Regions from separate parts of the Homo sapiens genome. Here region 2 is linked to region 1. Evidence: chromatin loops called from intact Hi-C (ENCODE). Cell type or tissue: breast epithelium. All regions are shown on one strand.

The links. Hi-C counts contacts between places; a loop is a spot of excess contacts. Peaks named below come from ENCODE experiments on the same cell type or tissue, not always from the same donor. Only the 100,000 strongest peaks of a DNase experiment are listed, where the experiment ranks them.
Region 2: a loop joins it to region 1, with 38 times the contacts of the local background. A loop is called at or near these places in 11 of 110 quality-filtered maps.

Annotation. Positions count from the first base shown.
Region 1 is chr11:1,581,162-1,589,161 of GRCh38, reverse strand. KRTAP5-1 (keratin associated protein 5-1) reads left to right here and starts at 3,879. Exons shown (of 1, transcript NM_001005922.1): 1 at 3,879-4,820. The coding sequence starts at 3,913. The coding sequence ends at 4,749. All of the region lies in intron 1 of KRTAP5-AS1 (KRTAP5-1/KRTAP5-2 antisense RNA 1), which reads right to left. In breast epithelium, no CTCF peak of the experiment used is centred here; no DNase peak of the experiment used is centred here.
Region 2 is chr11:1,253,133-1,261,132 of GRCh38, reverse strand. MUC5B (mucin 5B, oligomeric mucus/gel-forming) reads right to left here. Exons shown (of 49, transcript NM_002458.3): 34 at 6,782-7,041; 35 at 6,253-6,439; 36 at 5,867-6,092; 37 at 5,575-5,750; 38 at 4,908-4,977; 39 at 4,362-4,462; 40 at 3,862-3,893; 41 at 3,423-3,603; 42 at 2,930-3,034; 43 at 2,766-2,803; 44 at 2,072-2,191; 45 at 1,291-1,377; 46 at 1,048-1,170; 47 at 740-782; 1 more. MIR6744 (microRNA 6744) reads right to left here and starts at 4,528; the gene lies at 4,463-4,528. RefSeq lists a silencer at 797-1,026. In breast epithelium, no CTCF peak of the experiment used is centred here; no DNase peak of the experiment used is centred here.

The DNA of each region.
Region 1 (8,000 bases):
GTGTATATAACTTCTAAGTCAGTCAAAGCAAAACAAAATAAAAACAAAAACAGAACCTTAAAAACTCCATCTAAAAGAAGAGGGGAAGGAAGCACTACCACAGGATGGTGAAATGCAAAGGGTGGTGGGAAGCAGCCCACGTATGTCAGAAATCACAGCAAACCCCACAGGCTTAGCTCATCGGGTAAAGAACAGAGACCCCAAAATATGGGAGCTTTTAAAGCAGCCCCACAGTAGTTACCTCACCCAGAAGCTTGCAGAAAGGCTGAAAGAAGCTGAATGAAAATGACTGCAGAAAAGGGAGGGAGGGAGGGAGGGAAGGAAGGAGGGACAGATAGAAAGCCCAGATGGCAGTGACTCTCTATCGCACGCCTCCTGGCCTGACAGTCCACGTCCAGCAGACAGTCACGCACCCCAGCACCCGCATGTTTAGAAAGTGCAAAAAGAACAATGGAGAAAATAAAGATATGAGCAGAACTAAATAAAAATGTTTAACACATACAACAAACAGAATCAACAAAATCAAAAGCTGGTCTTTCAAAAGACAAAGAAAATCAACAATATTTAGCAAAACCAATGAGGAAAAAAAGGGTCGGGCAGGAGAAAGAGCATGTATAACCTGAAGCAGGGATGAAAAACGGCAAATAGGCTGGGCACGGTGGCTCACGCCTGTAATCCCAGCACCGTGGGAGGCCAAGGCAGGTGGATCACCTGAAGCCAGGAGTTCGAGACCAGGCTGGCCAACATGGCAAAACCCTATCTCTACTAAAAATACAAAAATTAGCCAGGCATGATAGCAGGTGCCTATAATCCCAGCTACTCGGGAGGCTAAGGCAGGAGAATTACTTGAACCCGGGAGGCAGAGGTTGTGGTGAGCCGAGATCACACCACTGTACTCCAGCCTGGGTGACAGAGTGAGACCCTGCCATAAAAAAAAAAGAAAGAAAAGAAAGCAAATAATGACAAATTTAGCAGCTATTAAAAATAACAGGCTACTAAGCCAGGCGTGGTGGCACACGGTAGGGATTTGTAGTAGTCAAATGTGGTAGTCTGTAGTAGTCCCAGCTACTTCAGAGGCTGAGGACCACTTGAGGCCAGGCGTGAGTTCGAGACTGCAGTGAGCTATGATGGTGCCTGTGAACGGCCACTGCACCCCAGCCTGGACAACATAGCAAGATCCCATCTTCAAAAACAGAGGCAACTATGAAAAGTACATCCCAATAAATTTGAAAAACTTAGAATAAATGACATCTATGTTAAGAAGAAACACAGGAGGATGAGGCAGGAGAATTGCTTGAACTCGGAGGCAGAGGTTGCAGTGAGCCGAGATCACACCACTGCACTCCAGCCTGCGCAACAGAGCGAGACTCTGTCTCAAAAAAAAAAAAAAAAAAAAGAAGAAGAAGAAGAAGAAGAAACAAAAGGCTGGGCGCTGTGGCTCTCGCCTGTAATCCCAGCACTTTGGGAGGCTGAGGCAGGTGGATCATGAGGTCAGGAGACCAGCCTGGCCAACACGGTGAAACCCTGTCTCTACTAAAAATACAAAAATTAGCTGGGTGTGGTGGCACGTGCCTGTAATCCCAGGGGAGACTGAAGCAGGAGAATTGCTCAAACCAGGGAGTCAGAGGCTGCAGTGAGCCGAGACCATGCCACTGCACTCCAGCCTGGCAACAGAGCAAGACTCCATCTCAAAATAAAAGAATCCAGAAAATTCAAAGAACTTCAGACACCAATAAAAATAATAATGATCTTGGCCAGGTGTGGTGGCTCACACCTGTAATCCCAGCACTCTGGGAGGCCGAGGTGGGTGGATCACTTGAGGTCAGGAGTTCAAGACCAGCCTGACCAACATGGTGAAACCTTGACTCTACTAAAAATACAAAAATTAGCCAGGTGTGGTAGCACATGCCCGTAATCCCAGATACTCGGGAGGCTGAGGCAGGAGAATTGCTCGAGCATGGAAAGCGGAGGTTGCAGTGAGCCGAAATCGCACCATTGCGCTACAGCCTGGGAGACAGAGCAAGACTCTCCATCTCAAAAATTAATAATAATAACTATCTCAATTTTGTAAAGTGGGCCAAGGACGTGAAATTAACGAGACTCTAATGACAGGTGACCATATGGAAAGAGGCACAGCATGGCTAGTAACCAGGAAGAGGGAATATTAAACCACAGTGTGTAACACTGTGTTACACACCCACATGAAGGGTGTAAGTTGACAGTTGCAAGTTTTGGTGGGGGTGCCAGGAAACAGGAGCTCTCTGGCAATGCTGGTTGGACAGCAGCTGGCTGGGGGGATCCCTTGGGAAGACAGCTTGGTAACAAGAACCTCCTGACTTTCAGGCACCCACACCTGCAGGAGGGGTTTTGGGCAAGAAAGTTGCAGCTTGCTTGAAATAGCAACAAAAAGGAAACAAAAGGTCCATCAACAAGTAAATGGATAAGTCAATGTATATTTAGAAATCAGAGAAAACAAATAAATTAAAACCATATGTATCCCTAGAGAAAATCTCTTTAGCCTAACACCTATTTTTTTCAAAAGCAATTTACAGAAAGAGAAATACAGTGTAATACCCATTACATAAAGTTTTCAGCATGTAAAATTTTTTTTTCTTTTTTCTTTTCTTTTTTTTTTTTTTTTTTTGAGATAGAGTCTCACTCTGTTGCCCAGGCTGGAGTGCAATGGCGTGATTTCAGCTCACTGCAACCACTGCCTCCCAGGTTCAAGCGATTCTCCTGCCTCAGCCTCCCGAATAGCTGGGATTACAGGCACATGCCACCATACCTGGTTAATTTTTGTATTTTTAGTAAAGACGAGGTTTCACCATGTTAGTGAGGCTGGTCTCAAACTCCTGGACTCAAATGATCCGCCCACCTCAGCCTCCCAAAGTGCTGAAATTACAGGTGTGAGCCACCGCGCCTGGCCACAAAACATTTTTAAAGGAACATACATATTAAGTAGGAGTGTGAGGACCTTCATGAGAGTGGTGAATTCCAAATTCAAGAAATTATTAGGGTGGGACAGAAACAATATGGAGAGATGGAGGAACAGAGACTTCATTTATTTATGCCATTTTTTCCCAAGTTGAGTAGGGTTTTTTTTTACATTTTTTAAATATATTACTCTTTATACCATCGTTCAACTAAAATAGATCACTTTTTTTTTTTTTTTGAGACAGAGTCCCGCTCTGTTGCCCACACTAGAGTGCAGTGGTGTGATCTCTGCTCACTGCAACCTTCACCTCTGGGTTCAAGCCATTCTCCTGCCTCAGCCTCCCAAGTAGCTGGAGTTACAAGCATGCACCACCATGCCTGGCTAATTTTTGTATTTTTAGTAGAGATGGGGTTTTGCCATGTTGGGCAGGCTGGTCTCCAACTCCTGACCTCAAATGATCCACCTGCCTCGGCCTCCCAAAGTGCTGGGATTACAGATGTGAGCCACCACACCCAGTTAATTTTTGTGTTTTTAGTAGACACGAGATTTCACCATTTTGGCCAGGCTGGTCTCCAACCCCTCACCTCAAGTGATCCACCTGCCTAGGCCTCCCAAAGTGCTGAGATTACAGGTGTGAGCCACCATGCCCAGCCTAAAATAGATGCTTTTGTAAATCCAGTGTGACTCTGGAGTCAACAGGGAGAGGCTAGACCCTTGGGGGCCTCCATTAAGTCTGGACACAGATTCAGCAAGAGAGCAGCAGCCCACTGAGCAGCCCATACACCAAGGGGCGGATTTCTAGAGGAAACAAGAAAAAGGGGCCCTAAAAATGGCACAAACAGGAACCAGGAAATGTGTGCCCAGCCTCACACATGACCCTGGGCAGGGATATAAAGGGTCCAGGCTCAGGGAGCTCCACACCTGCACCTCCCTCTCACCTGCTCCTCTACCTGCTCCACCCTCAATCCACCAGAACCATGGGCTGTTGCGGCTGCTCCGGAGGCTGTGGCTCCAGCTGTGGGGGCTGTGGCTCCGGCTGTGGGGGCTGTGGCTCCGGCTGTGGGGGCTGTGGCTCTGGCTGTGGAGGTTCTGGCTCCAGCTGCTGTGTGCCCGTCTGCTGCTGCAAGCCCGTGTGCTGCCGTGTGCCAACCTGTTCCTGCTCCAGCTGTGGCAAAGGGGGCTGTGGCTCTTCTGGGGGCTCCAAGGGGGGCTGTGGCTCCTGTGGAGGCTGCAAGGGGGGCTGTGGCTCTTGTGGGGGATCCAAGGGGGGTTGTGGCTCCTGTGGGGGCTCCAAGGGGGGCTGTGGCTCTTGTGGGGGATCCAAGGGTGGCTGTGGTTCCGGCTGTGGGGGATGTGGCTCCAGCTGCTGTGTGCCTGTCTGCTGCTGCAAGCCCATGTGCTGCTGTGTGCCAGCTTGTTCCTGCTCCAGCTGTGGCAAAGGGGGCTGTGGCTCCTGTGGGTGCTCCAAGGGGGCCTGTGGTTCTTGTGGGGGCTCCAAGGGGGGCTGTGGCTCCTGTGGAGGCTGCAAGGGGGGCTGCGGTTCTTGTGGGGGATCCAAGGGGGGTTGTGGCTCCGGCTGTGGGGGCTGTGGCTCCGGCTGCGGTGTGCCCGTGTGTTGCTGTTCCTGTTCCAGTTGTGGCTCTTGCGCGGGGTCTAAGGGAGGCTGCGGGTCATCCTGCTCCCAGTGCAGTTGCTGTAAGCCCTGCTGCTGTTCCTCAGGCTGTGGGTCATCCTGTTGCCAATCCAGCTGCTGCAAGCCCTGCTGCTCCCAGTCCAGTTGCTGTGTCCCCGTGTGCTGCCAGTGCAAGATCTGATTTCTGGCTTTGCAGGACTCTTACCATGGCCAGGCATTCCTGCCCAGCCTTTACCTCCTTTTCCTGGCACCCAGTGAGCCAGACTCTCCTTCCCCACCCACTACCCTATCTCCCACCCTCCTGCCTTGCCAAGCATGAACACTTCTCTTTGACCTTCTACCAAGAAATGCCATGGGCCCATGCATCCAAGAAGAATGACTTTCAAGGCCTCCCTTCCAGGCATCTGGAGACCAGCCCCCCACCGCCCCAGCCACCTGCAGCAAATGCCTATCCGCAAGCCCTGCCTGCTGGCACCACATCCAGCACGGACAGCCCTGCAGGACAGCCCAGGGTGCTTGCTCACTCTGCAGTCACTAGGAGTTCAGATCTCTGTCCTTTAAACATCCAATAAACCGCTCACCCCAGCACCCCATAGCTGTCTTGGTATATTTATGTTTATTTCCCTCTCGAGGCAGGTGGGGGGCATCTGTGGCTACACTGGGTCCCCTGGGAACCACACACACACACACACACACACACACACACACACACACCGGCCCTGAACCAAACCGGAGCAGGCAGGTGGGCGCCCTGGCCAGCAGGGATCCTGGATACATGGTGGCGGTCAGAGGCAGGAGCACCAGCAGCCACCTGGCTCAGCCCCTTGCCGTGCAGCCTCTACCACACCCTCTCAGCATCTGGCTCAGGGCGGGGGTGCCTTGCCTTGATCAGGCAAAAGCAATCACTAGGGGGTCATCATGGCCTGTTACCACGCGGTCTTATTCTCTTTGGGCTGATGTAACAGAACACCATGGACTGGCATGTACAACAGAAGTGTATTTCTCAGGGTTCTGGAAGCTGGCAGTCTGAATTAAAGATGCCGGCGGCCAGGTGCGGTGGCTCATGCCTGTAATCCCAGCACTTTGGGAGGCCGAGGGGGGCGGATCACCAGGTCAGGAGATTGAGACCATCCTGGCTAACACGGTGAAACCCCCCTCTCTACTAAAAATACAAAAATTTAGCCGGGCATGGTGGCAGGCGCCTGTAGTCCCAGCTACTCAGGAGACTGAGGCAGGAGAATGGTGTGAACCCGGGAGGCGGAGGCTGCAGTGAGCCGAGATCGCGCCACTGCACTCCAGCCTGGGCTACAGAGCAAGATTCCGTCTCAAAAAAAACAAAAAACAAACAAAAAAAGCCAGAAGAATGCAAATATGACATTCCAGAGGGGATGTATATGGAAGGTCAGCAATCCCATTGCAGCAACCAGAGAAGGCCACATTAATTACAGAACTCAGATGGTAAAATAAATAAATAAATAAATAAATAAATAAATAAATAAATAACTTCAGGAAATCCTACCGTATGTATCTTACCACAATTTTTTTTTTCTGAGATGGAGTCTCACTCTGTTGCCCAGGCTGGAGTGCAGTAGTGTGATCTCCACTCACTGCAACCTCTGCCTCCTGGGTTCAAGCTATTCTCCTGCCTCAGCCTCCTGAGTTTCTGGGACTACAGGCATGAGCCACCATGCCCAGCTAATTTTGTTTTGTTTGTATTTTTAGTAGAGATGGGGTTTCACCATGTTGGCCAGGCTGGTCTCAAACTCCTGACCTCAAGTGATCTACCTGCCTCACCCTCCCAAAGTGCTGGGATTATAGGCGTCAGCCACTGCATCCGGCCCACAATTTTGAAATACCGGAAAAATGTATCTATAAAAAAGACATTGGAGAACTGTAGAAGCAACAAGAACCAGATGAAAACATTCAGAGAGAGCCCTTCCAAGATGAGCTGAATGTCGGCTTCTCTCCCTTTAAGGAATTAACCAGTGCTGGGTATGAGCTGAGCCTCGGTCCCACTGGGGAAGAGGAATTCTACTGGGAGAAATACCCAGCAGGGCTCTTGGCAACCACAGGGGCTGGAGCAGAAAACTGGGACATTTGCAAATTTCTGGGGAGGCTAAGAAGTGAGGCCTGAGGCCTCCGCAGGTGCGCTGAAGTCTCGCATAGCCTTGTGGAGCTTAGTACACAGAGCTTTTCTAGAGGAAGGGGTCCTGCCCCAGGCACAGGTTAATCTGGCCCTTAAGACATTTTCCAAATTTTGAAGCTGCCTGAGCAGACAACTAAAGAGCTAAGCCTGTACCTCAGGGAAAGAAGTGACTCTCTGACAGCCTGTCAGGGATAAGAAGACACGGACTGGCCAGGCTCTTAACCAAAACTCCAGGAAAGCCACACAGAGGGACGATTGACTGAAGTGGCCCAATCCCTAACTGAGCGGGTAGACGAAATGTTCAGCTCCTCTCCCTGTCTGCACTAGAGAGGGAGGCCACGTGCTCACTGTTGGAAGAGAGCAGCTAGACCCCCACAGTCCTTAGATGGAGACCCCCACGGTCCCGAGATATAGACCTCCACGGTCCTTAGATACAGACCCCCATGGTCCTGAGATATGGAGCCCCACGGTCCTGAGATATAGACCCCCACGGTCCCGAGATACAGACCGCCACAGTCCTTAGATATAGACTCCCACAGTCCCTAGATATAGACCCCCACGGTCCCTAGACACAGATCCCTACGGTCCCTAGATACAGACCCCCACGGTCCTGAGATACAGAACCCCACGGTCCCGACATATGGTCCTTAGATATGGACCCCCACGGTCCCGAGATATAGACCCCCCACGGTCCCGACATATGGACCCCCATGGTCCCTAGATATGGACGCCACGGTCCTTAGATATAGACTCCCACAGTCCCTAGATATAGACTCCCACGGTCCCGAGATACAGACCCCCACGGTCCTGAGATACAGATCCCCACGGTCCTGAGATATGGACCCCCACGGTCCCTAGATATAGACCCCACGGTCCTTAGATATAGACTCCCACAGTCCCTAGATACAGATCCGCACGGTCCCTAGATACAGATCCCCACGGTCCCTAGATACAGACCCCCACGGTCCTGAGATACAGAACCCCACGGTCCTTAGATATAGACCCCCACGGTCCTGACATATAGACCCCCCATGGTCCCAAGATATGGACCCCCACAGTCCTTAGATATGGACCCCCACGGTCCCGAGATATAGACACCCCCACGGTCCCGACATATGGACCCCCCACGGTCCCTAGATATGGACCCCCACGGTCCCTAGATATGGACCCCCACGGTCCTGAGATACAGAACCCCACGGTCCTTAGATATAGACCCCCACGGTCCTGACATATAGACCCCCCATGGTCCCAAGATATGGACCCCCACGGTCCTTAGATATGGACCC
Region 2 (8,000 bases), 330 kb after region 1:
GACCCTAAGCAGCCCTTGACCCTTCCTCCTGCCTCTTCTAGCTAAGGGTCAACCCTTCTGGCCCCTCCTGCTGACAGCCAACCACAGTGGCAAGCCATGGGGGGCTTCACAGAAGGCTCTGGTTCCACCCACCCTCCCCAGGGGGACACCTGGACCTGGGTTCGCAGCGGGGAGCTCTGTGCCATGTGGCTCGGCTCAGCCGGGCCCTGGCCTGGCTAGGAGAGCGGCCCCAGGCTTTCTGCCAATGGACGTGGAGAGGGGGAGCCCTGCTGGGGAGCCCCTTCCCTCCTTCCTGGAGCTGGCGTAGGCCCTCCTGACCCAGAGCAGGCTGCCAGCCAGCTGACGGGCCAGGGCGGACCCACCACACGCAGGTGCTCTTGGCACAGGGCCAGGAGCCCACTCACTTGGACGCTCCGGGGCAGGAGCCCTCGCAGAAGGTGATGTTGACCTCGGTCTCGCAGCCCTGGTGCCACAGGATGGTCGTGTTGATGCGGACTTGACAGGAGTCTGGGAGGAGGAAAGGCAGATGTGGAGCCCCACTGGACCCTCACTCTGAGGGCCTGGACTTGCTGGGCCGACCCTCCCCATGGGACCACCCCTCCCATGGCCCTCCAGGACCGAGGGTGGAGTCTGGACGCGGGCATCCCACTGCTGCCTAGTGCAGATGTCTGGGCAGGAATGGATGGGTGGCGACGGGCTGGAGCTGGAGGGCTGGTGTGGGAAGGTGGCTTCCACTTACCCTCCTCACAGGAGTAGCAGCAGCCGGTTTTCCTGAGGCTCCCCTGGTGGGGGCCAAAGACAGGGGGCAGGGCTGTGGGCGGGGCCTCCCTGGTGGGTGCGGCCTCCTGGGGAGGGGCCCACCCGGGCAGGGGCATGGCCTCCCGGGCAGGGGCGGGGCCTCCCAGGCAGGGGTGGGGCTTCCCAGGCAGGGGTGGGGCCTCCCCAGCAGGGGTGGGGCCTCCCTGCTGTGCAGGGCATCCCAGACAGGGGTTGGGCCTCCCTGATGGACAAGGACTCCCAGGCAGGGGCAGGGCCTCCAGCACACACCCTGCAGCTGGACACATCTGGGCAGGATGCAGGCTGTGGGGTCAGCAAATGGACTCCACCCTCAGCCTCACAGAGGTACACGGTGCAGTTGTCCACATGGCTGTTGACCCAGGTTTCATTCAGCTGAAATGCAAGGGTGAGTGTGGAAGCTGAGTAGGGATTACCTCTTGTGCAGAGCCCCATTGGGGGTGAGGGTCTCCAGGGAGGGAGCTGAGACCTGCCCCCACATGCCTCTGCTGTTACCTGGACTGGCTGGCCATCGGGCGTGAGGCAGGCGGTCTGGACGCACTCCCCACAGCACTGCCCGGCCACTCTCTTGTACTCAAAGCCCTGTGGGGACATGAGGGGCGTCAGGCCCTAACCCTCTCCTCCAGCACATGCCCCGGCCCAGCCTGCCCTCCTGTCTACACCCCAGTGGTCCAGGACCCCTTAGCCCTGTCCCTGCCTGGGCCTATACCCGAAGAAGTTGCCCCCACTCAGTTATCCCGGCTCAGCCTCACCCCAGTTTCCAGCACCTTCTCTCTGCCTACCCCTGCCTTCCTGGAACCTGACCTCAGCCCCTGTCCCCAGCAGCCTGCAGGTCCTGTCCCACCCCCAGACCCCCTCAGTTATCCTCCTACTTCATACCCTCCCTTTGGAAACAAACAAGACCCCAGCAATGGCTGAGCTAGAGAACCCCAGGGAGCCAGGATAAGTGACTCAGGGCTGGGTCTGCCCAGCAGCTGTGGGCTCACCTGGGGGCAGGTGCCTCGGGTCTCACTTGGGGGCAGGTGCCTTGGTGGCTCACCTGGGGGCAGGTGACTCAGGTCTCACCTGGGGGCAGGTGCCTCGGGTCTCACCTGGGGGCAGGTGCCTCGGGTCTCACTTGGGGGCAAGTGCCTCAGGGACTCACCTGGGGGCAGGTGCCTCGGGGGCTCACCTGGGGGCGGGTGACTCAGGTCTCACCTGGGGGCAGGTGCCTCGGGTCTCACTTGGGGGCAGGTGCCTCGGGGGCTCACCTGGGGGCAGGTGCCTCGGGTCTCACCTGGGGACAGGTAGTATTGTTGCAGGCATCCTCCTGACATTGCACCGTTGGGTCCTGGGTGTCCCCAGAGAGGCAGGTACACATGTGGCAGGGAAGGGCGCCTGGGAAGGTTGCACCAACCTGCAAGGGGTGGGAGGGTGGCACTGAGGGCACTGGTGGGGCAACAGGGCCAGGACCCCTCCCCATGACCCAATGGGGCCTGCAGGGAGTTGTTCCTTCCTCAGATGGAGCATAGATGCACCCCTGGCTGAGCATGGACCCAGGCAGGCAGGGAGCTGATGCACACAGGGACCACAGGTGGGCAGGGAATCTGGGCAGGCAGAGACCCCATGTGGGCAGGAATCTGGGTGGGCAGAGACCCCATGGGGGCAGGAATCTGGCAGGCAGGAATCCGGGCGGGTAGGAATCTGGGCGGGCAGGCGGGGACCCCAGGCCAGTGTGTGCTGCCCCCAGGCTGTTGCTGGGAGCCCCTGAAGGGACCTCTCAGAGGCAGCAGTTGTGGAGCTCATGGCTGTCGACGTAAGGTGCCCCTGAGTCCCAAGCATGTCCCAGCTCTGACGTGTCCAGGGCCCCTGTGCGGATCGGCCCTCAGGGCAGGAATGTCAAGACAAGGAGTGGGGCTCAGAGAGCCCCGGGGCATCCCACACACATGTTCAGGCCCCAGGGCCACACCCACCCACTGCTGTGCCCTTACCCCGTAGAAGGTGCCATTGTACGAACACAGCTGAGGTCCTGGAAGGAAAGGGAGCTAAGCCCTCGACAAGTGGTGGGGAGCATGTGCTCCAGCGCCCCCACCATCCTGCACTCCCCCACCCCCAGCAAGAGGCCACCCAGGAGCCCGGCCCCAGCCCCGCTCACTGCAGCGGAAGGTGGGACAGCAGTCGCCCTCCTCCTGGGTGCAGATGGACTCCTGCCCTGGCGGGCACACAGGCAGGCTCTGGGGGCAGGTGGTTGTGTTGCACACTGCGGGAGGATGGAGGCCACTGTCTGGGCGCTGCTCACTCCTCCTCCCGACCACTTGTTCCCAGAGTAAGTCGCAGGCGTGCTTTTCCCCGAGGACCTGACCGCTTCACAGCCCCTGGGGGCTCCCTCCAGGCCCCTTGCTTGGCCACCTCCCCGCTGCTTCCCACGTCCCTGGGCCACTCCTGGGCAGGCCAGAGGTCACCAGCCTCATCGTTAGGAGGAGAATGAAGCACCTGGAGGCCATCTCTGCCGAGTGGTCCTGCCGCGGTCACGCCAGGACACAGTGGCTCTCCTCTGCTCTCCTGTGCCCAACCCACAGGCCCCTGGTGGGCACCGGCTCTGTCCCCCCTCACCCTATGCCGGGCACCTCTGCTCTGCAGCGTCTTACCGCACACCGTCTCGGGGCAGCAGGGGTTCTCGGCCCGGGGCCTGGTCACGGTTACGAAGCCGGGACGGTTGCACGGCGGGGGCTGACCCTGGGCGTCACAGGGCAGGGGCTTGCACTGCACCGACACTGAACCCTCGTCACACACGCAGGACTGGCAGTTGCTGACCCACCGCTCCCCGGGCTGGAATGGATCAAGGGGGTCCCTGAGGGCTCCTGGACAGACACAGGTCAACCCTGGGCATCTGTCCAGCCACCCCCTCCCTCGGGCTGGTACCCGAGTGGCCCAGAGTGATGGGGCAGGAAGCGCACACCAGCCACTGGCACGTCCACGTCACACTCGGGCGCCCCACAGCTGCCCTGTGGGATGGGGATGCTCCTTCCCTCCCTCCCTCAGCTCGCGAGAGGGTGGGGTAGGGCAGGTGGGGGTGGAGCCACTCACAAATTTAGGAAACCCATCGGGTCCCACGCAGGCTGGAAAGAAAACAGCATGGCATCACGGAGGGTGCTGAGTTTGCAGGCGGAGGGGCCTCTGGCCATGGGAGGTGCTCTCAGGCCTGGAGCCTGCTTCCCCCCGGGATGGAAGGCCCTGGAGAACTTTTGGGGTGTCAGATGTGGCTGGAGCTCAGGCCAGGGCACCGTGAGCCCAGCTGTCAGTGCATGGAAGCCTCGTCCATGGTGGTGGGAGGCAGGGCTCAGGGGAGGGACCATCACAGGATCACTCAAGGACAGAGCCTCCCTGTGGGGCTTCAGGGGACCGTGGGGGCTCTGCAGGGTTCAGGGCCACTCTGGGGCCATCCCATGCTCTGGTGGGGCAGAACAGGTCACGGGGGTCAGCTGGGGAGAGGGGAGAGCACATCATGGTCCTGGGCGGCTCCTCCCACCCTGTGTGTGCTTGGGTCGGGCCCAGGGTCGTATCCCGCCACAGGTGGCGGAGCTTACGGCAGGCCTGCACGCAGATGCCCATGTGTGCGTTGAAGAGGATCTGGTCCTCAGGGCAGAAGCAGCCCTCCGCCATCCCCTCCAGCTGTGGGCTCTGGTTCCTGCAGGATGACAAGAGAGGCCCTGAGACCTAGAGATCCAGGAGGCCTCCACTGTCATCCACGTGAGTCCCCAGGATGGGCAGTGGGGAGCAGGGAAGGAGATGAATGGGTGGAGTGCGGGGCTCAGGGTGGGCGGGGCTGGGGGCGGGGACGGGTGGGGCTGGGGTGGGGGTGGGCGGGGCTAAGTATGGGCGGGGATGGGTGGGGCTCGGTGGCGGGGCCAGGTGGGGATGCGGGGCCAGGCGTGGCCAGGGATGCGCCCCCTGCCTGACTCTGTCTCTAAGGCATCTGGGAGCAGCAGGGGATGTTTTCCAAGGAGTCCTGGGCTCGGGCACCCCAGAGATCTGTGGCCCACAGTGGGACACCCTCTGGCCTCCTCCTGCTCCCCCAGACCGGTCAGGCAGGCCTGGGTGGCAGGGAAGGCACCAGCCATCCCTGTACTTACCTAGAGTTGCAGGTGGCAGGCTGTATGGGGCCGCATGGCTTGTACACTTTGGTGGGTGGGCAGGTGAGGTCTGTGGGCACAGAGAGGTGTCAGACAAGCCAAGGGGTTGGGGGGGCCCAGGGCCGCCCCCAATCACCGCACAGGACACTCAGAGAGGCCGAGGAGTCTGGGGGGCCCGGGGCCGCCCCCACTCACCGCACAGGACACTCAGAGAGGCCGAGGGGTCTGGGGGGCCCGGGGCCGCCCCCACTCACCGCACAGGACACTCAGAGAGGCCGAGGGGTCTGGGGGGCCCGGGGCCGCCCCCACTCACCGCACAGGACACTCAGAGAGGCCGAGGGGTCTGGGGGGCCCGGGGCCGCCCCCACTCACCGCACAGGACACTCAGAGAGGCCGAGGGGTCTGGGGGGCCCGGGGCCGCCCCCACTCACCGCACAGGACACTCAGAGAGGCCGAGGGGTCTGGGGGGCCCGGGGCCGCCCCCACTCACCGCACAGGACACTCAGAGAGGCCGAGGGGTCTGGGGGGCCCGGGGCCGCCCCCACTCACCGCACAGGACACTCAGAGAGGCCGAGGGGTCTGGGGGGCCCGGGGCCGCCCCCACTCACCGCACAGGACACTCAGAGAGGCCGAGGGGTCTGGGGGGCCCGGGGCCGCCCCCACTCACCGCACAGGCCACCGGTTGCACCTCGCCAGTCACTGCACACTCCCCGGGCGCGGCAGAGCTCTGCGTAAGCCTCCAGGCTCTGGCAGGGCACCTCAAGGCGGCCCCTGCAGTGGTCGCTGATGCAGGCGTTGAAGAATGGGCCCGGGGGCACAAGGTTGTGGCACTCAGCAAAGACCCTGTGGGGCAAAGCGATCAGGACGGAGGGCCCCCAGCCCCAGGGAGCTGCGTGCGTGCGTGCATGCGGGCGGGCGGGGGCGCCCCAGGGCCTGCAACCCCCGAGGGGAGGACTCACTGGCTCAGCATCAGATCACAGAGCGGCTGTGGTGGGCATGGGGTGGGGGTGGGTGTGCTAGACACCGGGGCTGCGGGGCTGGCAGTGGGGGGTGTGCCAGTCGGGGCCCAGCAGCCATCCTTTCTGCTGTCGGGGACCAGCCACGTCTTGGCCATGTCCTTGCAACTGGCGGCAGTGGTTCCGTCCCGCTGGAGACAGTCGTCCCTCTGGTTGTTGGTGCAGGTGCCTGGGAGTGGGGGCGTCACCGCGGGGCTGGAATCTGGGGAGCCTTTCACAGCCCCCACCCCCCTCCCCCACTCATTCCCCTCCCCAGGCTTCCCCTATGCTCACTGGGTTGTCAGGCCCAGCAGCAGCCCTGGCCGGGGCAGGACCCGCCGCCCACTCACCGCACTGGCCCTCGGTGTTGTTGTGGAAGAGGCTGTAGGGCAGCCGGGCCTGGAAGACTTGGCCATTGAAGGTGACGCTCACGCCCAGGGCAGGAATGTCCACACGCATGGTGGTGGTCCCCAGCACAGACACAAGCACGCCGTTCTTGCTGAAACCGCTGCTCACCGGAATTTGGTCAAACAGGATCTGGGGGAATCCAGGGGAACCCTGAGCTGGGAGGCAGTGCCAGGTGGGCTCGGGGAGCAGGGCTTCTCTTTGGGGCTCTGCCTCCATGTGCAGAGACCCCCCTGTGTATCCCCCACCCCAAAGCCCAGATCTTCCCTGGGGGCCTGGAGTCTCCAGCTGGCTGCATTTAGGCCACAGGGTGCGCTCGGCCTTAGGCGGCTCCACAGGCCTTCCCTGCCCCCTGGGAGCTGTCTTGGGCACTGGGCCATCGCTGCGGCACCTGGGTCACCCCGGCCTGCAGTCGGCCTGCCCAGGTGCGGTTGGGACTGGGCCAACACTGTGCCACCCGCAGCCTGGACTCACCAGGCCCTCCTCCTTCCCATGCACCATGGTGACAGTGAGGACGATATCCATGGACTTGTAGTGGATGCTGAGGGCGCGGGGGCAGCGGGCGGCAGCGGCAGTGGCAGAGGCCGTGCAGTAGTGGTTGTCCAGGTAGAGGCTGAGATTCCCAAAGCGTGCATGGATCTCTCTCATGAGGACATAGGTGCAGTTGCCCCGGAAGGTGTAAGAGGTGCCGTCAAAGGTGGAATAGTGGGAGCCGCCCCACATGCTGCAGATGCCTGCGGGACAGAGATGGACGGGCTGGCAGGCTCCGTGGTGGTGCCCTCGCTCCCCAGGCGTCATGGCAGCCAGCGTCACCACTGTGACTGCCGCCTTGGGGAGCCACTGAAGCCCCTGGGGCCTCAGCTGCCTCGTCTATAAAAATGGGTCCAGTGTGTAGAATGGGGTCCCCCAAAATCTATGGCTATCCCAGAACCTCCGCATGTGGCTTTGCCGGGAGAAAGTGTCTTTGCAGATGGGATTAAGGGAAGCATCTTGAAATGACATCATCGTGGACTAGCTGGGTGGGCCCTCAATCCAATGACCAGTGTCCTTACGGGAGACAGAAGAGACACAGACACAGAGAGGGGAGGCCACAGAGAGGCAGAGGCAGAGATCGGAGGGATGCAGCCACAGCCAAAGGACACCTGGAGTCCCCAAAGCTGGGAGAGGCAGGAAGGACCTCCCCAGACCCTCAGCAGGGAGTCTATCCCCTGCCCGCCTGGATCTCAGACTTCCAGCTCCAGGACGGAGAGTGGGTTTCTGTTGTATAAGCTCCCCAGCTTGTGGCGGTTTGGAACAGCAGCCCTGGGCCAAGGACATGGGGAGGAGTGAGAACGCCGTGACCTCTTAGCGGTGGGTCCCGCACGGTGATGGAAGCCGCTGTTAGGACCCAGGAGACAAAAGCTCCTCTGGGCTCCCGCTTCCATCCTGAGCTTCTCCTGGCCCCAGAAGCCCCTGGGCAGGGTCCCTTTCAAACCACACAGGCTGATGTGCAGAGAAGCTCAGCAAACCAGCCTCTGCTGCCTCTCCCTTGGGCTGTGTCAGCATTTTCAGCCCTGTGGACACGGAGCCTGCATACTAACAGCTCTCACGACGTGCACCACTGAGGCCCAAGACAGCATGGTGCATGATGGTTTCCTGAAGGGATGCCAGCGATCTCCCAAACACCACCACCACACCCCACCATGCCCCACCA